Linked DNA regions of Mus musculus: regions 2, 3, 4, 5 and 6 are each linked to region 1. The links are chromatin loops, found by intact Hi-C in ENCODE. Cell type or tissue: heart. All regions are shown on one strand.

Region 1 (4,000 bases):
GATATCCAAAGAGCTTTCTAAGGAGCTGAGCTGTTTTGCACAGGTGCAGATGGACTTGCCAGCCCCCGCCTGCTCTAGACAAGGAGCGTGTGTGGCTTCTCCAGTGAATGAACGCCCCCCACCCCTGGCCTCCCAAGGCCTCCCTGCTCCCCAGTGTTGATTTAACTAGAGATTTATTCTCAACAATCCACAGTTGAAAATCTTCATAATCATGGACTCGAGAGAACGGGAGGAGTGTCCCCAATTCTTCACTGTACCAACGTTGTCATTGTGCCTCTGTCATCCTCAACAAGACACCCTCAGCTTCTCTTTCAACCACCATCACCCCCACCAGGCAGGGCCTTGCCTCCTACCCAGCACAGCTGCTTGTCTGAGTTCTGTTTGGTTAGCTGTAGGGAACAGAAGAGCGAGGACGTGTGTCCCTAAAGGCAACGTTTGCAGGACTTTGCTTTATCTTATAGTCTTTAAAGAGGAATGCACTGGAGAAGAAAAAGGAAGTAGCGAGTGCACAGTTTTCAGAGCGATGCAGGCCCAGGCAGAAAGTAGAAAATGAGAGAGGCCAGTAGTCCAAGCCCAAGTGGGTTTTCTGGGATGGAGACATAGTAAACTTGAGCTCTGGAGCCGGAGTCAGGCAGGAAGTGGGCTTGGCCGGCCTGGGGTGCCTACGCTGCCTGGCAAACCATCCCTTTCCAGGCTCTGTCTTCCCAGCTCCCTTTGGAGTCCAGCCCCTCTTCACCCTGGGAACAATGCTGCGGTGTGTTGAGACTTTTGTGATGGCTGAGAGAAGAAGAGAGAGAAAGCTGGTCAGGGTGATGGTGTGTGAATCGCTCTTGTCACATGCTCCTGCCAGCTGCAGCAGCTCCTGAGTCTGCACAGGGGGTCATGAAACTATGGACCGACCTGAGCCCATGCATGGAAGCTGGTCAGCCATCTGCAGGAGGCGCTGCTCTGAACTACACAGCATGGAAAGGGCAGGCCATTGGGGCGTGGCGGGGGGGGGGGGGAGAGGGTCTGTTGCCAGGGGGCGGGGTGAACACACTCAAGGTTCAGGGAACAGATACTGGCCTTTGCTGTCTCTTTCCTAGGTTGCTGTGGAGCCGATGCTCAATGCTTCTGGAAGCTCAAGGGCCTTGGGCTCATCCCTGAGATGAGGAGCGTACTCAGGCAGGATGTGTTTCCGTCAGCCTGGGGCTGTCCTTGAGGACTGAAAAATGTCCCCAAGTTATGATGTGCCATCTTATTCTAGTGCAGAGAAGGCGAAGTGAGTCATGCAGGACCCTGAGTGCTCTGGGTTCTAAGCACTGGCTTTGGAATGGGAAACTAGAGACGCAAAGGCTGGCACGATGCAGAGCGACAGACATGGAGTCCCGACTCCATGGGGTGGGGGTGGTGTTTGGTGCCAGGTCTGTGTTGCTTGAAGACAGAATTAGTTTCTGAGGGTGGAAGTAGCCCTCCGTAACTCCCCATATTTCTGTTTCACCTTAGAAAAGGTTTGGCCACGTGGAGGTAGGAGAAATGGAAGAAACCCTGTGGTTCACACAAGGGTCTTAGTGTGACCCATCCAGCCTCTATGCCTTCTCTCATCCGACCACCAGAGGGCAGTGTGGTACTGTCGGTGGAACTGCTGCCTCCGTACCGTTTCTTTCCTCTCCAGTGCTTGGCTCTTAATCTTTTAAAACCAAAGCTGCTTAGGCACAGCCTTGCCTGTCTGAATGGCATGGATTAGACTGGCACTCTGGGCCCCTGTGCTGACAGAATGCTCCCTGCCCTCCGGCGTACTCAGAGAGCTTCTCAACTCTCACCTCTGTTCCATGGGCCCAGCAGCCGAAGGGATAAGGTCTACAGGAGGGTGAGCTAGTGTAAATGGTTTTTAAGATCCATTCTTATCTGCTTCTTGAGCCAGCTTTGAGAGTGGACGGACTGCTCTAGCCGATTAAGGAACATGAGACATCCCCACCCTCCTCCCCCATCCGTGATTGACTTTCCCCTAGGGTTGATGGGGAGGACTCTGTTTTACTAGATTCCTACCTGCACAACCATGGCACGTCTCTTCTCTCCAGAAAGCACGTTTTCCATCAGTAAAGTGAAGGCGTTGGGGCCTTATGGTCTGAAAAGGCTTGGAATGGTAACCTTCCCTATGTTTATGTTTGGACTGTTTCCTTCCAATTACAGGTTAGCTGATTGAAGAACAAAGCTTTGAAGGATGAGAGGTACTCACTCTAGGATTCTAACTAGGAATATAGGCTACTGTCTGCGTTGCCATTGTTCGTCTCTCTATGAGGTACAACTTTACCCCCATCTAAGCTCAGGGCAGCGAGGTCAAACCACACCTCTCATGTGATGATCGGTTCAGATGATGGGGGAGCATCACCCGTGTGTGCTCCCCCTGTGTGCTCCATAGGGCTCCAAAACCTCCCTGTTATCTGCCAGATGCTGGGGGCACAGTTCGTCTCCCAGGGGGCCCTGTTCTTTTAGCTAGGTCTTTCCAGCACCCATTCATACATAGGCCCTAAGTTTGAAGGCAACACTGAACCCTGAGTCTGTCTTCCACAGAGATTCAGGAATGTCACTCACTCCTTTTCTAAGCAGAGGCCAAAGGAGAGGAATACTCAGGGAGAGAGTAAGCAAGGTAAAGAGAGCTTGAAGACCAGGATGGCCTAGAACATCTGTAGCTACCTTTTATTTTATTTTATTTTATTTTATTTTATTTTATTTTATTTTATTTTATTTTGAGGACTGTGTAGACTCTAGACAGGAGGCACCTCCAACCAGGTGAAACGATAAACATTCCCATCTTACAGGTGGAAAAACCAAGGGCTGGAAAAGCTGAGTCTAAGACTACACAGTTCAGTAGAACATGGGTTGTGTACACCCACCTCACTGTTCCGGCATGAATCTCTCTCTCTCTCTATGGAAAGGGAGGTCCTGCCTTCTTAAGATTAGGAATGTGTGAGAAGCCGAGGTGGAAATTTTGCTTTCGAGATTTTCCCAGAAAGCAGGGGCAGCATGTCCCTCTGCTACTCATCTGTCCATCCCAGCGTCCTCCAGGCAGGAAGCTGGCTGTGCCTGCAGGCCCATATCCTCACTTGTCTGCCAGATGCCCCACAGGACTGCTGGTGTCTCAGGAAGCTGAGGGAGCCGACACCTGGCAGAGGTCAGAGACTTATTCAAGACCCCACAGCTGTTTGGTGACTAGCCTGGGATAAGAGCCCAGGTCTCTTTCTGGTTACAGTGTCCTGTTCACCGGGACAAGGCCCTGGGAACAGACCAGCCTTGGCGGGAGCCTTCCCAGCTAGAGAGGTCTCAGCTTTCTGGAACTCCAGGGAGCTCCGTGCAAATCTGTGTGCAGGAACCCAGCCCCACCCTTTGCCAGGAACAGCTAAGGGTATCCACACCCAGGATTTCAGTCCCAAAGCAGGTTGAGATGAGAGAGCTTATAGGATTTATCTTGCACTTAAGGTCCAGTGTCAGGGACAGGGGCTTTCCCACTGAAACCACAGCATGGCCTGGGTCAAGGCTAAGCGAGCAGCTGGAGAGCAAAGCTTTGCACTGTGAAGCCCAGCTGCCCAGACAGCTATGCTGTATCCTGCTGTCCCTAGGGCCAGCTGGAGACAGGGGGAGTCCCTGGCAGGGAACCCTGGGGAGGGCTTAGTGGCATTTGCATGGGGCTTCATGCTTTGTGGTTTCTGAGAAACCATTTTACACAGTCTGATGGTGGAAGGGAAGCTCTGCTGGAGGCAGGGGTGAGACAGTACTCTTAGATGTTCTTTTTTCTTCGTAAATTATTCCTTTTTTCTCTTTTAGTTTACTTTTTTGTTTAAAAATGGTTACATGCCAGTCATGAAAAGTGTCACCAAGTTACACTGACAAGAAGGTACCTCCTGAGGCCAGGACTTCTTGCTCTCTCTGTACTTTCCTTGTTTCTGTTTTGCTTCTCCTTAAAAAATTATTAATAATAATTATTATTATTATTATTGTGTGTGTGACTGTATGGTGTGTG
Region 2 (4,000 bases), 550 kb after region 1:
AATGTGTGACAGAGCCGTATGGAGAAAAACACTCTCTGCTTCCCATATGGCACAGCTGACAGGGCTGGAGTTCCTGTGGCTGTGAAATGGTTCCCTGACCAGGTGGGTGGCTGATTTCACAGGTTGGTGACCATCCTGTGTGACTTTCCCAGGGAGAGCCAATGCAGTTAGAATTCTTCTGTTATAGCTAAGGGCTGTCATCGGAGCTCCAGGTCATGGGCTATTGATTCTTCTGCCAAGACGCAGGTAGGCAAGTCACTGAGAGGAAAGTGAGCAAAAATCCAAACCAGCATTTCCTTAAGTCCAAGCGTTAGCCTTGTAAGGATGAATCAACTTTTACCAAAGGAGACTGTCTTCTCCAGCCCACCTCAGTCTGAAGGGACGAAGCGTGGTGTAGCTTTTTATGAGGAGGCAGAGCATCCTATGGAAAACAGTAAGTCCAAACAGCAATCAAGGCTAAGAGGTCTCAAGACTTAGATTAGTTTGGGTCCGCATGAGTTGTGCTGGGATAGCTGTTTCCTTCCAAGGTTTATGTTAGAGTTCCCAAAGGAAAGAGATCATAGCACTGAAAAAGTGTGAGGAAAACCCAAGTCATTCCGTAACTTTGACATCATTCCACTTCTTGAAAAGAGTAGTATCAAACTGGAAAGTCATATGTGTCATCTCCACTGCCTTGTTACCAGCTAAAGTTGAAACCAATGTCACTGTCCCTATAACTAGGGAGTAAGAAGCCATCACTCTTACTTTTAATGAATGCTCGTCTCAATTTTTTTTTTAATTCATTTCTCAGTGCTGTGAGTAGTGGGTTTTAGTAAAGGTGATTATATGGTCACTGTATGTCACAGGATCAGAATTAAGCAAATGCACACAGCTCTCCATTCTGTGAGCTGACTCTAGATGCAGCTAGGCATGGAGGTATAAGAGGTTTGCTGTAATGAAAAGCAGTTAACAGACAATAATACAAGGGAAGATGGATTATGCCAATGGTCCTATTACAATCTAGAAAGGCAGAAGCTGAAAAGTTATCAAAATGGGTTTGCATGAGCCATGCAACTTCACACATATGTGTACACATAGACACACACGCACACACACACACACACACACACACACACACACACACATTATGATTTCCTGGAGGTGGCTATGATAGTTATGAATGTAAAATGCACCAGAAAGGTTCTGAATTGAATACCCGAGATGACTTAACACTAGAGCTATTTGATCAGCACCAGAAAGATGTTCTCAGATAAACTTGTGAACCCCCTAAAAGTTTAGTAATTTTATCAAAAATAACATATTCCAATGTACTGGACTATTTACACACCCCAACCAGTCCATTTTTTCTTGACTAACAAGGGACCAGAAGCCCCACTGTCATACAATGCTGATCACCAATACACTATTCTTTATGGTAGACCAACATCTCCAGCATCCATCTGTGGTTCACTGGAGCCATTTAGGATTTGCTCCCATGAGAATTATTTTCAGCTTTTGAGATCACTTGTCCTATTACTCTAATTTTCTTGCTTTCAGATTAAATATGTGAAATTACTTGGAACAGAGTCAGACTGGGAGCCGGTGAATGCGTAAGTTCAGACAACAGTGAATAGACAAAATGGGGGTTATTGTCAAGTTGGGGGAGAGGTTTTGAACATTGATTTGGCTTATACTGTGTATGGAGAGTCCAAAGGTCCTATTAAACTCCTACACTCAACTGATCTGCACACTCCAAAGGTCCCTTAGTGGCTCAGAGTACAATGAATTTACCACCACTGGGTAAGCTCTATAAGAGCATTGTCCTGTTCTTAATGGAAGAAGGCAAGCATTATTTTTGTGCTTTGTAGCAGCATTTTGAAATCTGTGATCCTACTAGTAACGCCAAAGCTCAGAACGCTCAGTTTGAAATCCACAAGAGGGCACTAGACCACCATATGGGTCTCACTCTCCAGAGCACCTGAAGCACAAAGCAAGGCTTGGTGTTGGCATTGCCCTGAATTTGATAGCAGTAGACAGCCACATAAGTAGTAGGTCTTCAAGTCTGAGTCAGAGACACTCTGTAATCATGGATGATGTTCAAAGCTGACCATGAAACACACACTCAGTTGGCATGTGTAGGTTATGCTAATGTAGGTTGTGCATAAATTAGTATGCATAATGTAGTATGCATAACTTTCACATACTACTTGAAAAATAATGAAATGGAGTAAGGTCCATCCCCATAGTTCTAAGAAAAAGTAGGGTAGTATTTAAGCTGCAAGTTTAAAAAGGTGCTGTGGACAACAGGGTAGTAGAGATCAACAGGGGGTTAGACAGATGGGAGCCTTTCACATCTGCCTTTGGGAAGCCTCATAGTCAGGGAGACTCTTTTGGCCACAAGAGTCTCTCAAATCTGACATTTACACTGGGCATCACCCAAGCTATTCCTTTTCTCTGCCCTTGAAGTGCTGTAACCTCACAAGCTTTCTAGAAAACTGGTCTCAAGCTAATGAACGTACACTTACAAACCTCTTATAACACAGACATAGGCTGTATAATTAGCTTTCCACTTGAAAACAAGGGCAAGAAATTCAGTCAATAGATTAGTTTGAGTAAAATCAACAAACAGATTATTGGGGTCAGTGAAGAAGTATCTTTCCAAATTCAAAAGAGCCAATCATGTTAGCTCAGCCAAATGTGAATCAGGGAAAAAAAAATCAGTCAAGAATGTGGCTCTGGAGAATGGAAATCACATCTAGGAATGAAGACTTGGGTTTTCTTTCATTTCATTTTTTAACAGTTACATTTAATATCATAAAGGGGAAAAAAAGGACTCATGATACCGTAATCATGGAGAAGATACTCTTTTCTCTAAAGATGGTGCATAGGTGATAGAGACCGAGAGATAGACTTAAGCTGGGGCTCAGAAAAACATTATTTAATAGCAGCAGAGTCTCTTGCAGCATCAAAAACAGTGCAAAGGTGTCCTTTTGTTAGCATTTTTCTGATTATCTCTTTGGAGACAATGAATGTATGAGTAATTTCATATAGTCAATTGAAATAATTAAGAGACACACTCTCCATCCCGAGGTTTTATAAGTTATCATCACTCTGAGGTCTTAGACCAATGGCCTCCAGGTTGTTTGGAGTTTGGTTGGTTGATTTGCTTTGTTTTGTTTTCATTTTTTTTTTAAAAAGAAATGCATATGTTTTATATGTGTGAATACAGTGTGTTATTTTTCTGAGTTTACATTGAATGAAGGAGCCCTGTGTCTCTGGCAGACATGTCCTGTTTTTTTTAAATGAGAACCTCTTCTGTCTTCTTATCTTTCTAAATGCAGACCCCAGTTTCTTCAAGCTGTAACTCCAGTCCTTTGTCCCACTCTCAACTCTTGCTCTCTGGTTCCACCCACACAGTTCTCTCAGGAGCTGATCTCCTTCTGGCATTGTCCCTGGGGTAATGAATGCTCTTTTAGTGTTAGGTTTGCTGAGTCTCGTAATAATATCGTGGACTGTTAACTTGGCTTCAGCCAACAGTCTTCAGGATCCTTTTCAGAATTCTTGTTTCTCCTGAGTTCCAGTTATCAGTTTTTTTTTTTTATGTTGTCTTACTTCTTAACACTTTTATTAGCTTACTAGTATGCTCCAACTTGTGACTCTCTCTCAGCTCTGTTTTCAGAGATGTGCCTGGGGTTACAGGGATGCTGTCCTTCTCTGAAAGTCACCTCATCTTCTGGGAACCCTGCTCTCCCCCAAACACTTCAATGGAGGGGACCCAGGACCCTCTCCCCTATGGCTGGACTCTGAACTTGCCTGCCTGACTTGACTTTCCTCTATTGCCAAACACACACACACTTTGTTTTTGTTTTTGTTTTTTTAAATTAGGAAATGCAAACAGTAGTTGTGGTCCCTGTCAGCAGCTCATCCAGGGTATTCCAGGGGAAACACAGTTAACAGCTAATGTCTGTGCCAGGGGCTGGCAGCTTATGGGGAACTGCTGAGACACAGCGGGTGCCACGTC
Region 3 (4,000 bases), 1.1 Mb after region 1:
TAGGTTCTTGAGTTTGGAGCAATTAAAAGAGGAAGAAGTGCTGGGGAAAAGAAACCTGATGACAGGCCGAGTGTGGTGGTGTAAGCCTTTAATCCCAGCACTCGGGAGGCAGAGGCATGCGGATTTCTGAGTTCGAGGCCAGCCTGGTCTACAGAGTGAGTTCCAGGACAGCCAGAGCTACACAGAGAAACCCTGTCTCGAAAAAACAAAACAAAACAAAAAAAAAAAAAAAAAAAAAAAAGAAAAAAGAAAAAGAAACCTGATGACACAAAGGTCTTACTAGCTACAGTACAACGAAGCATGGAGCATGTGGGTCCAGGACTGGCTAGACATGCAGGACTCAAGGCATGTGTGCCTCTAGCTACCCCAGGCTGGGAAGTGCTGGGTCTTAAATAGATGTGTCTACCTCAGACCCTTGGAACACAGCCTGGATCATGCTAAGGGAATGAGTTAGGTATTTCTAGGCCCTGCCCCCCAAAGCTAATTGGGACACAGGGAATAAAACATGGCAGTATACAAGCAGAACAGGACTGTTGAGTTGAAAGCATAGTTGCTTGGTGGAGAAGGTGAGGTATAAATTACTTAAAGAGCAAGGTGTGGCAGAGTTTGCCTGTAACTCAGCATTCAAGAGGGCTGAGAGGCAGGAAGATCAAAAGTCCCAGGTCAGTCTGGGCTACAGGACGAGACCCTGTGTAACCACCACCACCATGATCGTAACAAGTATACAAACATACCCAGTTAAATGAGCACAGAACAAGCCTCCAAAACTTAGAACATCAAAAAAAGATACATGTAATTCCAATAAATCAGTAAGCACTGGTCTTATTGAGTGGACAGTTTCACGTGTGCACGTGGGTGTAAACTCAGAGCACAAACAGTCCGACTCCACGGGCATCCCTCAAGCTACACTTCCAGAGCCTACCACTAACTCCATCCAGAAACAGGGGTCTCCTGACATCACTGTAACCTCTTGGCACCCTTTTTGGACCAGAATTTGCTTATCGCTCCCACTCTGCCTCTGTCAATACTATAGCTACAAAACCCAGAGTATGACAAAGTTAGTTAAAACATCCCTCCTGTACTGACGTTTTCTCCTGATGAGTCTAACAACATGGACAGAGACGTGGACACCCTGATCAGAGAAACACCTTCTTAGTCCACAGTGTTTATGTATTGTATGGTGCATTTTCACTGCAAAAAGTTTTTTACAATTTTTAATTCTTAAAGTTCTTCCCCCCTAACTAGCAGCTCTAGGAAATACACTCAAGACTATCCTAATTGTGTACTCGTGGGGCATCTGTCTCAGATGGCCTAAGACTAACTCTTTTAGGTTTAATTCTTTACCTAGTCAGCTAGGTTACATTCTGACATGGTGGAATTAATAAAGAACTTAGCACTTACTAACCTGTAACTACATATGCTAATATGCATTTGTGAGGGTTCTCTGACCTCTCAGAATTCTAGACTGCTCCGTCCTTTCCTGCTTACTCAGTAGCGCCCCCTGGTGTTCCATACGCTTGCAGTCAACACATGACATTTTTATGCTTTGCTCAAGGGAGTAACATCTGTCGATAAGTATTTTTGTGATTAGAGATAGACTCTCAAAGAATTTGTGTAAAATGTCTAGGTTCCAAGGTCAAAGTGCACTATATAACGGTATTGGCAACCATATCATATGCTAAGAGGGTAATCTCTAAAGCCAGCTTACAAAATAAATTACAGACACATTGATACACAAGCAGTAATTATTGTCTTTCCCTTTTAAATTTTTAGGCATACCTCAACATCTAATACCAACATACAAAACCAAATAAAGTGGAAAGTCACAAAGAGGGAGGTAGCTCCAGCCTAGCATGGAAAAATGTTTCCAAGTGTTGAAACATTCTCACATTTTTCTTTTGCTTGGCATAGTCACGTTTAGAATTCAGCTTCCAAGCTGGGCATGGTGGCACAGACTTTTGATACCAGCACTTAGGAGACAGAGGCAAGCAGATCAGCCTGAGCAAAGAAACCCCATCTCCCGGCTTTGCTGGCTGGCCTTGTTCTTTGGCACCAGCCAGTCCCCCTGGATGGAGCACTGCTCTGGGTTCTTGGTGTCTTTAATTTGTTCCCAGGAGCACTTAGAGAGAGACATTGATGCTGGTTTCCTCAGTGTTTCTGCATCCTGGAAACATGGAAACTAATGCAGGTGCTTTCTCCTGCTGAGCTCTCTTGTTAATGGTGTGTTGTTTGAAAGTGGGACCAGACTAACTTCTTTTCTCCTTCTGTGTTCAATGTGTCCTTGTGGTCCATCATCTACATCTAATCCTTTATTCAATTTATACTTTACATAACTCTGCTCACTTAACTTTAGCTTTTAAACATTTACTGTTAAACACTAATATTCACACAGGTATGCAAGTCCCCACCTTTACTGTATCCTACTTGGCCCAGTAGCTCCTCTTCCCGCTGGGGCCATGCTGGGTTTGAACCCAAGGCCTTGCTCATGCCAAGCACCACTGAGCTGCATGTCAGCCCCCTTCCCCATCTTGTGACTGAGAGCTTCTAATTCTACTTCCACTGTTCTAGCGATGATTACTAGAGATTATGATGTTTGACTTGTAATTAGACCCCTTCCTGAATACAAGAGCCTTAGAACATTTTAACATTTACCCTTTCCAAACCTACATGCTGTCATTTCAATGCATCCTGCTGCCCTTCGAAAGTTATTGCTATTGAGAAAGGATCTAGGTATCCCTGGGTAGTCCTGAACTCTACATGACAAGGTTGGCCTTGAACAAGAGATCCACCTGTATCTGCCTCCCAAGAGCTGAGATTAAAGATGAGTGCCACTATGTCCTGCCTATTTTAAGACTTATTTACTGGGGCTGGGCAGTGGTGGCACACACCTTTAATCCCAGCACTTGGGAGGCAGAAGCAGGCAGATTTCTACATTCAAGGCCAGCCTGGTCTACAGCTTTGTGAGTTCCAAGACAGCCAGGGCTAATAACAGAGAAACCCTGTCTCAAAAGAAAAACAAAAAACCTTATTTATTGGGAAATTCTTTATGTGCCATGGTGTACAAAGGCAGGCATATGACATCTTAGTGGGGTCTGTTCTTTTAATCTACCATGTGGGTTCCAGAGATCAAACTCCAGTCTATCCAGGTTCACACAGTAAGCAATCTACCTGGCCCTATTCTCATTTAAAACTCACTGGTATCTTTTGGCTGCCTTCCTTCCTAATTGAATCCTCCATGAACTGTTTCCTATGAGCTATGTAAATGTGCTAGTCTGTTATTAGAAACTATTTTGGTGTGTGTATGTTTTTCCCCTGAGACAGGGTTTCTCTGTATAGCATTGGCTGTCCTGGAACTCACTCTGGTTGGCCTTGAACTCAGAAATCTGCCTGCCTCCACCTCCCAAGGGCTGGGATTAATGGTGTGCGCCACCACTGCCTGGCTCTATTTCTTATTCTAACAATGATTGCTAAGCACAGAATTTGAGACACTTGAGGCATTCTATCTCAACATTGCCAATCATAAAGTTAAAACTCTGAAAGTTGCTCTGCATCCTGTGGCATCAAATATCTAAGCAAAATTTTATACATACTCATGTTTATATGCACACAGAAATCAGCATAACTTCTAGGAGTGGTCAATCCTCTAACTTCCAAGTAGGAGAGCTCTCAGGCTTCCACTTAGAACTGTCTCATCTGGTCCAAGATTTAATTCTTTATGTGAAAATAATTACGATTTGCTTGTTTTTTATAAATGATAAAATTACAGTTATCAGTAAATGTTTGATTTTTATGCCTCTTTCCTACTCACATATTTACAGCCACATAAAAATTTCCCTGGCACCCCCCAACCTAAATCAAGAAGCAATCACGATCTGAAAGTAGGCTCTTCTAAATCCCTGCCTTTGCCCAGCACCAGAGACTCGGAGAACCTTGTAACAGAGGTCAAGCTCAGCCCAGGAAGGAGCACGTGGAAGCCAACCTAATGCAACTCAAAAGGCAG
Region 4 (4,000 bases), 170 kb after region 1:
TAAATAATAGTTTACTAATTCCTTGGGATTTTCATACATATATGTAATGTGTTTTGATCATATTTACCTACAATTCCTCTCCTTAATTCTTCCTCAATTCACTCCCTTACAACTTCACATTCTATCTCTTTTTTCTTATAACCCAGCCAAGTCCATAACTACTCTAGTTATTAATATCTGTTAGATATGTAGCAGCAATGGTTTCTCCTTTTCTGTAAGTTGTCTGTTCTTATTCTGCTGATTTTCTTCTTCTTTTAACTGTAATATAACCTCATGTACCAGTTCTTATCATTTCCTGGCCTATTGGTTATTAAGACAAGCATTCCAGTTTTCTTATGAGCAATGTTACCATGACACAGTTCTTCCTATTTTAATTTTAAATCTCTTCATGTCTTTACATTTACTTTTTCTTGTTTATAATATAGTTGGGTATCACTTTATTAGTCCATCTGAAAGTATATGGAATGTGGTGATTATGACCATACTGTTATATTACTATTTTTCCTGTGTTTGTATCTTCTTCTTTTTCCTTTTTGACTGCTTTTTAAAAAGGGGGGTTAATAAAACAATATCCATGACTTACTTTGCTCTGTTTGTTAGAACTCTCTGTCCCTTTATTTCAGTGCTCTCTGCATGGTATATGGAACACATCTTTAACTTATCATAGTCAGCCTTTGAGTATAAGTCATGGTCACTTATAGTGAATGCTGTCACCTCCTAGGGGACGTTTGGTTTCCACAACTTGAGTAGTGTTACTGGTTTAAGTTGGAGCTACAATCCAGGGATGACTCTAAACACTCTGCAAACTAGAACAGCCAACCGAGAGCAAGCATCCACTCATAATATCAGTCATATACATTTGCGGAAATCCTAACTCACTCCAATGCCTTTATGACTGTAGTTGTTCTTTTTACATGAATGGATTTTGTATTATCACAACACACTTTACCTTCCTTCATGTTTCCATAAGCTCCATGCCCTTTTCTCAAAGCTATAAAGCTCATGCTACTTAAAAGGGTTTTTGTCAAAAAAAAATCAAATGTCTTTTTTAATTTTAAAGATTTAACTTTTACTTTACGTGTGTAGTTTTTGTCCACATCTATGTATATGTACACGTGCATTCAGTGCCTGTGTGCAGTGTTCAAGGAGGCTCGAAGAGGATGTTAGATCCTCTGGAAGTTACAGAGAGTTCTGAACCACCATGTAGGTTCTGGCAATCTAACTCTGTTCTTCTGCAAGAGTAACCAGTTCTGTTAATCACTGAGCCATCTCTGTAGCTGCAGGCAATCATCTTCTATGTAGAAGTAAACAGCAGGAAAACATCTTATATATTTACCCACGTCGTTCTATTTTCACTGCTTTTAATCTTTTGTGTAGATTCTGAGTTTCATGTAAGGATCTAGCTTTATGTGACTAAAGCCATCTTAACCATAACTGTCATTTCCCCTACCAAGGGGTACAGCTTCCAAATGCAATAGGATAAAACATCATTAGAATAGTACACTGCACTTTGTGTGTGTGTGTGTGAATGTCACTGATATCTGAATTGCTGGGCTGTTTCCTAAAAGATGTTTGATGTATTAATTTTTTAAAGGCCAAGTACCTTTCATTTGGCTGTAGTCCATCCTTCTGGAGCTCAGATTGTAAAGCCCTTCCTTCTATCTTGGGATGCAGAGGTCCACTTTCTAGCTTGAGTCTAAGACATATCACTGGCTTGTGTATATTTGTAATAAGTTGTATTAAATACAGTCCTGAATTTATTTTTCTCTTTCTTTGTTCTCTTCTACCTTTGCCAGTGGTTTGTATACACTGAGTATGTCCCTGTAACACTCCATCTGACATGCCTTCTCTTTTGCTTGAAGGACTTCCTTTTAATGTTTTGTATAGTATAGGTTTGCTTGTGATCAAACCTTCTGGTTTGTGTATGCTTGAAAAAAAAATTGACCTTTAAAACACCTTTACTTTTGACAGATATTTTCAGTAGGTATAGAATTTTGGGTCTTAGTATTCTGCTCAATGCAGGTAGCGTCCAACTGTTTTTCAATTTACAATATTGCAGAGATGATATGTAGAAACCGTATTTCAAACCTGATTTTGATATGTTTTTAAAGGTCAGTGCTAAGTGGTATGATGCCCTCTTGTAAGGTTGGGCAGTGGCCGTGAGTCATGACTACTAGTCAACTGTAGGATCCCAAGATAGTCACTGGTACCTGCTCGCTCTTTCCTCTGCTAGCAAATATAGCCCTCTGCAGGCATCACAGCCTAGTTCTGCTATATACTGAAGACCTGCTGAGATATCCAGCCTCAGGGATTGAACAACTGCTATGTTCTTGGACCTTCCATTTGTAGGCAGCCATTGTTGAATTAGCTGGATGATACCCTGTAAGCCATTTTAATAAATCTCATATGTCTATGTTACATGTAGTACATAAACATGATACATATGTACATTATATATATGTATATATATATATGCGTGTACATGTATGTGCATGTGGGTGTACAGGTGCAGGTGCAGGTGCAGGTGCAGGTATATGTATATGTATATGTATATGTATATGTATATGTATATGTATATGTATATGTATATGTGTAATGTACCTTTGACTGATATACAGCCTCCACTTTGAACTCTGAAGTTTCAGGTATGGCTGTTATGAGCAGGTGCCATCATCAGTACTCAGAATCTTCGACACTGCTCCTTTCACTCATGCCAGGTAATTCTTTCAGTAGCGTTGGCCACTTTCCTCACACAGACACTAGTGGTCACTCTGCAGGGTACATGACTAAATTCTGTTATTTAATTTTTCTGTTCTGGTTTCTTACTCTAATACTCCACCCTATGAACTCCAGCCACTCTAATCTCACTAGACTTCCAGCTCCAAAACTCTGCTGCCTCTGCTTGAGTTCCTCTATCCTGTGCCATAACGTACAAGCCCTAAGCCAGTAAGCAGGAGCAACCACAAGGCCCACTGAACTCCCTTCTATTATTCAGGAATCACTACCCCTCCCCCCCTTTTTTGGCCTGGTGTCCAATGGTCTCAAAAAGTATTTCTTCATACATCTGGTTTGGTTTTTTTTTTTTTTTTTTTTTTTTTGTTATTTCAGATCAAGTAGCAAGCTCATTACTTATTTCTACTGTCTTAATCAGATTTATATTACTCTAATGAATGCTTGAACTAACCAGTTTACCAGACAGGAAGAGTTACTTAGGTCCATAGTTTCGATCCATGGTTGCTGGAACTTACTAACTTGTATGTAGCATAAAGCAGAACACTGTGGCTTGGGCTGTGGTGGAGCAAACTGCTTGCCTCTTAGCAGCTAAGAATCAAAGAGGGAGGAAGAGGGTTAAGCTCTCATTACCAAAGGAATGAGCACTTGGACCTATCTCTTACAGATTTAGCCACGTCCTGATAGTGCCATGAGGGAACTAGAACGTTGGGGGATGCTTATCTGTACCACAGAAATTTGATCCTGGGAATTTATGGAAGCAGAAACCTGACCTTTTAGCATCTTGACCATGGGAGGTCTCCACAACTGCATGTGCCTGTGGAAATCCACAGGATGTTACTTCTACAGCTATCTTTTTTTTTATTATGCAAAATATATATCTTAACTTGAAGAAATGTTTGTACTATAGAGGAAGTTTAGCAGGCTTGAGTTATTAGTCCTAAGTTGTACAAATAAGCTTTTTGCGTTTTAGCAAATTGTTTGATCATCTTTGGACCCTAGTCCACCAACTCTTAAATAAAGTTTCCAGTGTTTTGTTTATTTGTAGGAGTGTGAAGGGAAATATTTTAAGGAATGTATGTTGACAGCTTGGCTAAGTTGTTATATTCTCATACGTTACCTATCTGCCTTTGTGCTCATGCATTTTGATGTTTTGTCTGTGTTCTCCTGTAGATCGATGTCATATTTGATCTTTACATCTTTATCTTCATCTCCCCCACCTCTCCCTCTGTGCATGTGAGCAGATATTGAAATGTATTTGAATAAGAGT
Region 5 (4,000 bases), 1.5 Mb after region 1:
GATGAACATTAATAAACTACAGAATACCTTTGAGAGGAATTCAAATTACATCCCACAGTGATTCCTTCAGCATAAAAATCTTTTTTTTTTTTAAATGTAGGCATCACAAAATATGCTGGCTGTGTTCCTTTAATAGGCGGCCACAAATCTACTTTTAAAGTAGCAAACACTAAAAGACTGGGAGTCTTTTGTCAAGAATTAGAGATTCAGAGTAAGGCATCAAAGAGTTTGACAGTGTAAATTCTGGTCTGGAAGAATGGTTTATGATAATTTAAAGTCTTTGGAAGCAGTAAGAAAACCAGGGAAGACAAACTGGGAGGGTACTGCAGCTCTTCATTACCACACTGAAGCAATACAACCTGCTAGAATTTTATCAAGTACATCTGCCACAGTAAGTCCTTCACGGGAGCTACAAAGTTCTCAGCAACTGAAGGCAGAGGAACAAAGGAAGCGAGCAACATCATTATGGGTTCATAATTTCATCAAATTCCCAAATGGGGGTGGAGGAAAACAGAGCTCCGTTATTGAACCCCTATCTTGTTTGTATTAAACGAATGAATGGATCCTTGCCATTGCATCTCTCTCTAGTGATCAAAAACAACCTCTCTAAAGTTTACAGTAATTTCCATTATTAATCTAGGATTCTAAGATCATAGATTCTTAGAAATTGAGCATTCTGTTTTGCTTTTCTTTCAGAGCTCCGAATGAATTCCCATTCACATGTTACCACTCATGGAAAGGGTGACCACGTTCTAATCACTTCAGTTCTTCATGTCTTGCTTGGTTCTCCTACTGACAAGCTAAGGGTAATAATGGTCGTCTCACGGTTTGGTGTGAAGATTTAATTAAATAGGAATAAAGGGCTTAGTTGTGCCTCACACAGTAAGCTTTCAATAAATTCGAGATTTTTAAATTATTATGAAGGTCATAATATTACGTAATATTACACCTTGAGTTATTTCATTCACAGAATCACAAAACCCCTCTGAAGTTTTACGAGCCTGGCATGTAGGGGATCTATCCTCGATAACTTACAAAGATTTTTAGAACCCAGGTTCGGAAGCAATAAAGGACGTCTGTGTTAGCAGGTGGCGTGGATAGAAAGTAAACTGAAGCAACGAGGGAGGAGGGAAGGGTGAGAGGCTGGAGAAGCAGGAGGGAGGATTTCGGAAGCGTGAAGGTGCACAAGACTCAAATGCAGAACTCCGAACCCCAAGTCTTTCGTTTTGAGCATCCATCCTTCAGTGCTGACTCAGCTGCGATTCCCACAGCTTCCACCCTCTAGAGATCCCCGGCTTAGGAAAGGCAAAAGGCCCTGCTCTCGGTACCTTATTACCGGACCACGCCATGCTGGTCCTCAGGTGATTTGATTACTTTTTCCGGGCGGAAACCTAGAGTGTCGCAACTCAGTTCCGGGCAACCCACAGATCCAGACGTCCCGCGTGCAAGGCGGGGAAGCCATGGGCTCTGAGCATGCGCAGAATTCTCTCCCTGCCTCCTTAGGCAAGGCTTTGTTCTCTGAGCCGCTAAAAGCCAGTCAGTACTGGGCTGGAGAAATGGCTCTGCCGTCTAAGACATTTGTCATCAAGCCTGACGAGCCCATTCAAGCTCCAGGCACCCATATTGTGGAGAAAAAGAACCAATTCCACAAGTTGCCCTCTGATCTCCACGTGTCCCACACATCACAATAAGTAAATAAATAAATTTAAAATAACAAGTTTAATAGTAAAAAAGTAAATAGGGGGTTAAAGGGAAAGGGTCCCAGGTTAGGAATGTGTACTGTTTTCGCAAGGGTATTTCAAAGCCCAGCACCTACATCAGCCTTCCGCGGATCTGACGCCCTCTTCTGGCCTCCACTCAATGCACATACCCACATGCAGCCGCGTGCATACATGATTTTTAAAACTAAAAAAAAAATAATAATTGCTATTACTCAATTGATAATAATCCCTTTCGCTAGCAATTTGTATTGGCACTCTGGAGTTAAAAGTCCCCTGTGTAAGATGAATCCACGAAGTCACTTAACTCCTCTAAAGGCCTTCTAAATATGATACTAAAAAAAAAAAAACCATGAACACGATGACCTTAGATCAACGTCCAAAGAGAAGAGTGAGAGTTCACCGAGTTAAAAGAAAAAGATGGCTCACAACCATCTGTAATGGGATCTGATGCCCTCTTCTGGTGTGTCTGAAGACAGCTACAGTGTACTCACATATATTAAATAAATAAATAAATCTTTAAAAAGGAAGAAAAAGTAGGAAAGGCATTCAACTCTACAGACAAAGTGGTTAAAACACCTTAGCCTCTGGGAAGAATTTCCTACTACCCTGGCGTGTCTGTGGCTGGGAAAGATGCCCTTTTCTAGAGATGGAGGCTGTCAATTCCCGTGAGTGTTCACCACTCATTTGCAAGGAAATTGCCCTGCAGTTCTTCCCTTCTGATAACCCTTGCACAGAAACTGCCTGTTTTCTATACAAAAATGACTCACAAGCTGCAGGTGGTTGGACAAAAGGTCCAGAGACCTGGAAAATGTCTGCAAACCTCTGTTCAATGTGGGAAACGTTCAATCAGATTCTCTTTTGTTGAAAATGGTCCCAAGAAAACAGGCACTAAAATTGATATGATTTGGAGAATTTTTGAAGAAGCCTTCAGGGAATGAAGGTTTAAAAATCGAAGCTGATAGGGTTCGAGAGATGGCTCAACAGTTAAATACATTCGCTGCTCTTGAACAGGACTGGGGTTCAGTTCACATATTACAGCTCACGGCCATCAGTAACTCCTGTTCCAGAGGATCCCATACCCTCTTCTGGGTTCTGAGGACACCAGGCACCCATGTGATACACAAACCTACATACGGGCAAAACACTCATACACAGAAAATAAACAAATAAAAATTTTAAAATAAACACAGTGGTGTCTAGACAGACACTTCGCACCCAGAGGACTCTTCCATGCTTTTATTCAGACTAGAGAATTTTTTGAAACTGAAACGTTATTTCTAGTTATAGTTTTACTATGGTTCATCTTTAGAGTTACTAGGGCTTTACCACAGAGAATGTTTGCAAGCTGTGTCATAGTTCCATCTCGGATAGAGTCTCTCTTTTCTCTTCCTCTCTCCCTCTTCTCTTTTTCCCCCTCTCTCCCCTCCTCCTTCTCTCTCCCTCCCTCCATCCCTTCTGTTTCTTTTACTCCCTCGTTTCTACAGACACACACACACACACACACACACACACACACTTCCAATACAAGTCTGTTTCCTAGGAAAAATAAAAAGAGGTTCTAGTAGCTGTCCTTGTTTGCATCTACACAATCTTTATGGAAGTCTCAAGAACCACCCACTTCTAAGCAGTTAGAAGACCATGGTCCTGAAAATGCATGGAGTTTAAGCATTGCTTGCTCTAAAAAAAAGCTTCCTTTAATCCAGGGGGAAAGAACAAACATGATTAATGCAGCAGAGTTCCTGGCTACTATCCGAAGGAACTCTAGAGAACCAAAGTATGGCAAACACGGCTCTGGCAGGCCTTGCCCTTCTCTCTCATCTCCTCTACCTTACTAAAAGTCATTAGATTGTATTCCTAAAGCTAGCCCTCAGAGTCTAGTCCTTATTTGCCCACTTCCTCCTCCTGAGGCACACCTAGCAAAGTGTTTAAGTCCAGCAATCAAAAGCCCCCTTTGGCTCACCTAATCAACATGACCAATTAAAAATCACCTTGTTCTAAGCCAGGCATGGTGACGCACACCTTTAATCCCAGAACTTGGAGGCAGAGGCAGGCAGATCTCTGAGTTAGAGGCCAGCCTGGTCTACAGAGTGAGTTCCAGGACAGCCAGGGCTACACAGAGAAACCCTGTCTCGTAAGACCAGAAAAAAAAGAAAGAGAAAAATCACCTTGTTCTAACATGGGGTCTCCCTTTTTACCTTTATAAGCTGTCATTTTCCTATGTGCCATGGCTGTCTATCCAGAGTCAGTCCTTTATCCCCATAAATACCCCTCCTCCCTCT
Region 6 (4,000 bases), 210 kb after region 1:
TGCGCTCAACTTGGTGGATGCTGAAGTGCTGGGAGTCCTGAACAGGTGGCTGAAAGAGCAGCTTGGTCTCCCAACCTTGATGCCTCAAGAAGGTGTGAGTTCCTTTGACCACTAGAAACATGGATCTGTTTAACACTGGGCAAGTGCCCTTTCAATGCAAAGCAAATGCATTGCCAAAACTGGTGAAAGACCTTGTGGAATTAATCGTCTGTGGTATTGTGTTTTCAGCCACTCCTTTAGCCACATGAGAACGAAGGATTTAATGTAAATATACATTATTAAGCAAGGATGGTTATAGTGACCCTGAGTGCTTTCACATTTAGCTCTGAAGTTCTCCCGACTCTTTACTGTTTTATTTTAAATTATGGTCTCCTCTAGGAAGGAGATATTTCAGTAGAGTGGGAGTTGTTTTTAAGGTTGGACCCTGAGCTGGGAGGGGCATGGAAAAGAGGGGAGGAGGTCAAAGCCATGGATATCTCCTTGGACTTGGTGAGTATTGGGAGTCTGAAAGGGAACATGCTGACCTTATAAAAGAAATCCAGTGCAGAGGAGTGGCAACTCTTAACTGAACTCTCACTGGTTAAAGGCTGCAAACAGAACCAACAGAGACCCCAGTCTTCTTTAAAAGGCTTGGCATGAGAGTCGATATTTACATTTTCCTGAGACCATGTTAAGACAGGGCATGTTTTCTTTCAATATTTTCTTATCGAGTTATGAATGCAAGCTAATTTCCTTTGTATGCACGAGGTGGAAAGCAGAGGCAAAGATTGTTGAAAACAGAAGACTGGGTTCTGCTGCCTTACCTGAAAGATACAAGTGTTCTTTTACTAAGGGAGAAAATGGGTGTCTGGAGGAGTTAAATGATGGACTCAGGGAGACTTGAAATATTAAGGATAAAACTGGCTGGACACCAAAGGACACAGCTGTAGGCTTTATTAGTTACTAATTCTAAATGTTACTCTTTCTTGTGTTCAAAACAGTTTCAAGAATCCTTTGAATCAAAAATAGACTTCCAGATATTCATTTGCCCCCTTTCCTCTCCCCTCAAAATACATACACTCATATTACAATACAATTAACAGTAACTTCAGATAACATGCAAATAGAAACATGTACTTCAGGTCTCATGGCTTCAGAATGTGTAGGTAGAACTCTGGATAGAAAGCTAAAGAGAGGTATGGAGACATCACCGTACTGTGGCAAAACTTCAGATAAACTGAATCTTGGAAAATGAAGTTTCACACCAGAATGAAAAGTAATATGTTGGGACCTGGTCACCCAAGAGCTCTGGGTTTAGGGTATGGAACAAGAGAACCTGGCTGTGTGTGGAGCTGGACTGTCATATGAGAAAGGCACCAATTATGTGAGAGAGGAGGTCATGTGACAGAGGTGCAGTTGGGGGCTTCTTAGTGAAGAACAATAAAGAAGTGTCCTATCAAACAAAAGCGAATCTCAAAATTGGAAGACTGGCTGCCACCACCCCCTCCACCCTGCCCTAGGTGCCCTCAATAAAAGAAAAGCAACGTTTTCACCCCAGAAGAGGGCACTCTTGAACCAGGAAATGTTTCAGGCACCTAGCTGGACAGCTGTGCTGACATTCATTTGTGTTAAATTCTTACAGGTACACAGAAAATGGCCGTCAGCATCCTTACAGAGTCACTAAGAAGACAAAATTGGAGCATCAAAGCCATCCAGGAAGTGAAAATACTCCAACCTGGGTCACACACAGAAAGCAGGAGAAAACTTTAACATGTATCCTGGCTGAATCAGTGTCTAAAAGCAGCATTTGAAAATATGAAACAAAAACTTTAAATCATTAGTTGCAAAGCTCAGAACAAAAATATCCCACAACATCCTTATATACTCAAGAAAAATGTGCAATAAGAATTGAATAAACTCTGGAAAGCAATAGAAGGAAAAAATAAATAAGATAAATAAAAATAAATGCTATCTTAGTACCCAAAAGACCCCAAATATTATTGGATATGAGGAGCATGAGAGAGGTTAACAGAATGGAGATAAAGCAAAGGTGGGAACAAAAGTCATATGGAGACCACGTGCTAGACATCAGTCCCAGAAGTGTCTAAAGCAGAAAACACACAATGAGAAATAACACGTACCTAAAACTACAGGCTACAGTGAATTTCTATCAGGAAATGAGGATCTGAAGCCCCATCTTTAAGGATTCACAGTACACTTTAAAAAAAAAAAAGCCTGGCATGGTGATGCCCAAGACTGGACTAGGAAATACTAAAAGAGAAACGACAACAGAAACCCAGATCTCCATGGGGGGAAAAAAAAGGACCAAATGTGCTGCAGGGGAAAGAAAATGAAGCTTCTTCATAGTGCATCCCAAAACAAAAGGAAACGAGGATATAAGGAGCTTCCCACATACAGACCCTGGAGAAGGCTGTACTTATGGTCCCTCTGCAGGGCTCAAGACTCTAGGGTAGTCTTCTATTGGGAACAATTTGTTGAATCTAACTAGAGCCCTAACAAAAAACTGACCACTAAAAACTGACCACATGTCTTAGAGTGTTCAGGTTTAAACAAAGCAAAACACTGTCGTCTGAGTAGGTTAAAAGCATGTGAAATGACATTCTCACAGCCATGGAGATGGCTAAGTCCAGACGGAGGTGCTACTGAATCGAATGCATTGTGAGGGTTCCCCTCCTTGGCTGTATCTTTACATGGCGCCAAGCACTAGCTATCTTTCTGGCAGCCTCTTCTATATGGGTAGAGCCTTAGCAACCTAATAATCCTCTAAAGGCTTCCTCCCTGAGTGTTATCACCTTGAGGTTAAGATGCCAACTGAATTTTTCTGGGGCATAAGAATTTGGTAAGTACTGGGAAATATTGTTAGTGAGAAAAAATTGTTTCTAATGCTCCAACCTGAAAATTACCAAATGCAGCATTTCTTTGTCTAACAACCATTGCAAGGAAGCATGAGCAGAAATTGCAGGATTTCTTACGGCAATGACAGAATGAAAAGGTTCCCACCAGAATTTCTGGTGTATAATTACAGCAGTGATCTGAGGAGAAACCAAACCCAATAAGAAATAGCTCAACAACCTTAGCTCACAATTCAAAGATCTAGGATTATAAAGGGAACCAGAAGAAGAGAACACAGGAAAAGAACTAACAAAGGTAAGAGGAGAAAATTCTGTGCTAAGAAACAGCAAAAAAGAACAGAACTAAGAAAGAATCAAAACTCTCGAGCCCTGGATAGGAAGAATGAAGTGTAATTGAGCAATACAGAGAGCAAAGCAAACTATGCAAAACTTCTTAAAGTAAAAGACCAGAGGAGCATAACCTTGCAGGAAGGAACATGAACCACGAGCGGGCGCTTTACAAATGCAAGCAAACATTATGGAATTCATTACAGCCCATGAGAATGGACTTTTCGAAAATGGACACCATTTGAGTTAGAGTTTAGGCTGGCTGCTCTGCAAAGTGGAAGGAAGACAGAGAAAATTCCCAACCTATGAACCCACCTAGAAACACCGGACTGAGATCATTCAGAGAGATGACTGCATAAGCTGCCTCCTTGGTGTACCAGAGTATAGACATAGAGACCATGAGAACTCTTTATAAATGTAATACCGGAGCCCTAGAAGATTGATAGCAGTAACAGTGACTCTTGGCGTTATCATAAGAAACTACAAGCCAGTGCCCTTTGTAAACATATATGATATACAACAATGTTTGCTTGCATTGTAAAGTGCCTACTCATGATACACCCAGATACGTAGAAATTTAGCAACTTGCCAAGAGATGGTGTCTCCATATGCAGATGAAATGAGAGTATAGCTGAAAACTCAAGCGAGTTGGTCATGAAGTGAATCGGAATTAGGTAAGGGATTCAGTAAATCCATGGGATCTACATTAACTTGATAAAAGCCAATCACCTTCCTGTATACAAGATCATTAGCAAGTCCAATCTATAATCCAGAAAGAAAAACTCCCTTATAATCTCAGGCAAAAAGAAGAAGATTAAAGA

The links. Peaks named below come from ENCODE experiments on the same cell type or tissue, not always from the same donor. Only the 100,000 strongest peaks of a DNase experiment are listed, where the experiment ranks them.
Region 2: it touches region 1 in a loop (8-fold over the local background); 16 of 42 quality-filtered maps call a loop at or near these places.
Region 3: it touches region 1 in a loop (9-fold over the local background); 16 of 42 quality-filtered maps call a loop at or near these places.
Region 4: a loop joins it to region 1, with 2.5 times the contacts of the local background. A loop is called at or near these places in 2 of 42 quality-filtered maps.
Region 5: it touches region 1 in a loop (2.8-fold over the local background); 3 of 42 quality-filtered maps call a loop at or near these places.
Region 6: it touches region 1 in a loop (10-fold over the local background); 14 of 42 quality-filtered maps call a loop at or near these places.

Annotation. Positions count from the first base shown.
Region 1 is chr1:73,824,097-73,828,096 of GRCm38, reverse strand. All of the region lies in intron 6 of 6030407O03Rik (RIKEN cDNA 6030407O03 gene), which reads left to right. It overlaps Gm29183 (a long non-coding RNA gene), which reads left to right and starts at 1,016. Exons shown (of 6, transcript XR_001778996.1): 1 at 1,016-2,210. In heart, a CTCF peak has its summit at 1,586 (motif pointing right); DNase peaks (open chromatin) are centred at 1,596 and 3,526; H3K4me3 peaks cover 297 bases; H3K27ac peaks cover 2,239 bases; H3K27me3 peaks cover 29 bases.
Region 2 is chr1:73,272,613-73,276,612 of GRCm38, reverse strand. All of the region lies in intron 3 of Gm29185 (a long non-coding RNA gene), which reads right to left. Among named protein-coding and RNA genes, the nearest start is that of Gm31344, 89 kb to the left of the region's middle. In heart, a CTCF peak has its summit at 1,912 (motif pointing right); no DNase peak of the experiment used is centred here; H3K27ac peaks cover 389 bases.
Region 3 is chr1:72,714,664-72,718,663 of GRCm38, reverse strand. No RefSeq gene overlaps it. Among named protein-coding and RNA genes, the nearest start is that of Rpl37a, 5.4 kb to the right of the region's middle. In heart, a CTCF peak has its summit at 1,500 (motif pointing left); no DNase peak of the experiment used is centred here.
Region 4 is chr1:73,658,692-73,662,691 of GRCm38, reverse strand. All of the region lies in intron 7 of 6030407O03Rik (RIKEN cDNA 6030407O03 gene), which reads left to right. Among named protein-coding and RNA genes, the nearest start is that of C530043A13Rik, 130 kb to the right of the region's middle. In heart, a CTCF peak has its summit at 2,244 (motif pointing left); no DNase peak of the experiment used is centred here; H3K27ac peaks cover 282 bases.
Region 5 is chr1:72,304,896-72,308,895 of GRCm38, reverse strand. Xrcc5 (X-ray repair complementing defective repair in Chinese hamster cells 5) reads right to left here and starts at 1,475. Exons shown (of 21, transcript NM_009533.2): 1 at 1,329-1,475. The coding sequence starts at 1,349. In heart, a CTCF peak has its summit at 1,852 (motif pointing left); a DNase peak (open chromatin) is centred at 1,405; H3K4me3 peaks cover 1,529 bases; H3K27ac peaks cover 1,754 bases.
Region 6 is chr1:73,616,288-73,620,287 of GRCm38, reverse strand. 6030407O03Rik (RIKEN cDNA 6030407O03 gene) reads left to right here. Exons shown (of 9, transcript NR_045311.1): 8 at 1-92; 9 at 1,622-1,907. Among named protein-coding and RNA genes, the nearest start is that of C530043A13Rik, 88 kb to the right of the region's middle. In heart, a CTCF peak has its summit at 1,544 (motif pointing right); no DNase peak of the experiment used is centred here; H3K27ac peaks cover 162 bases.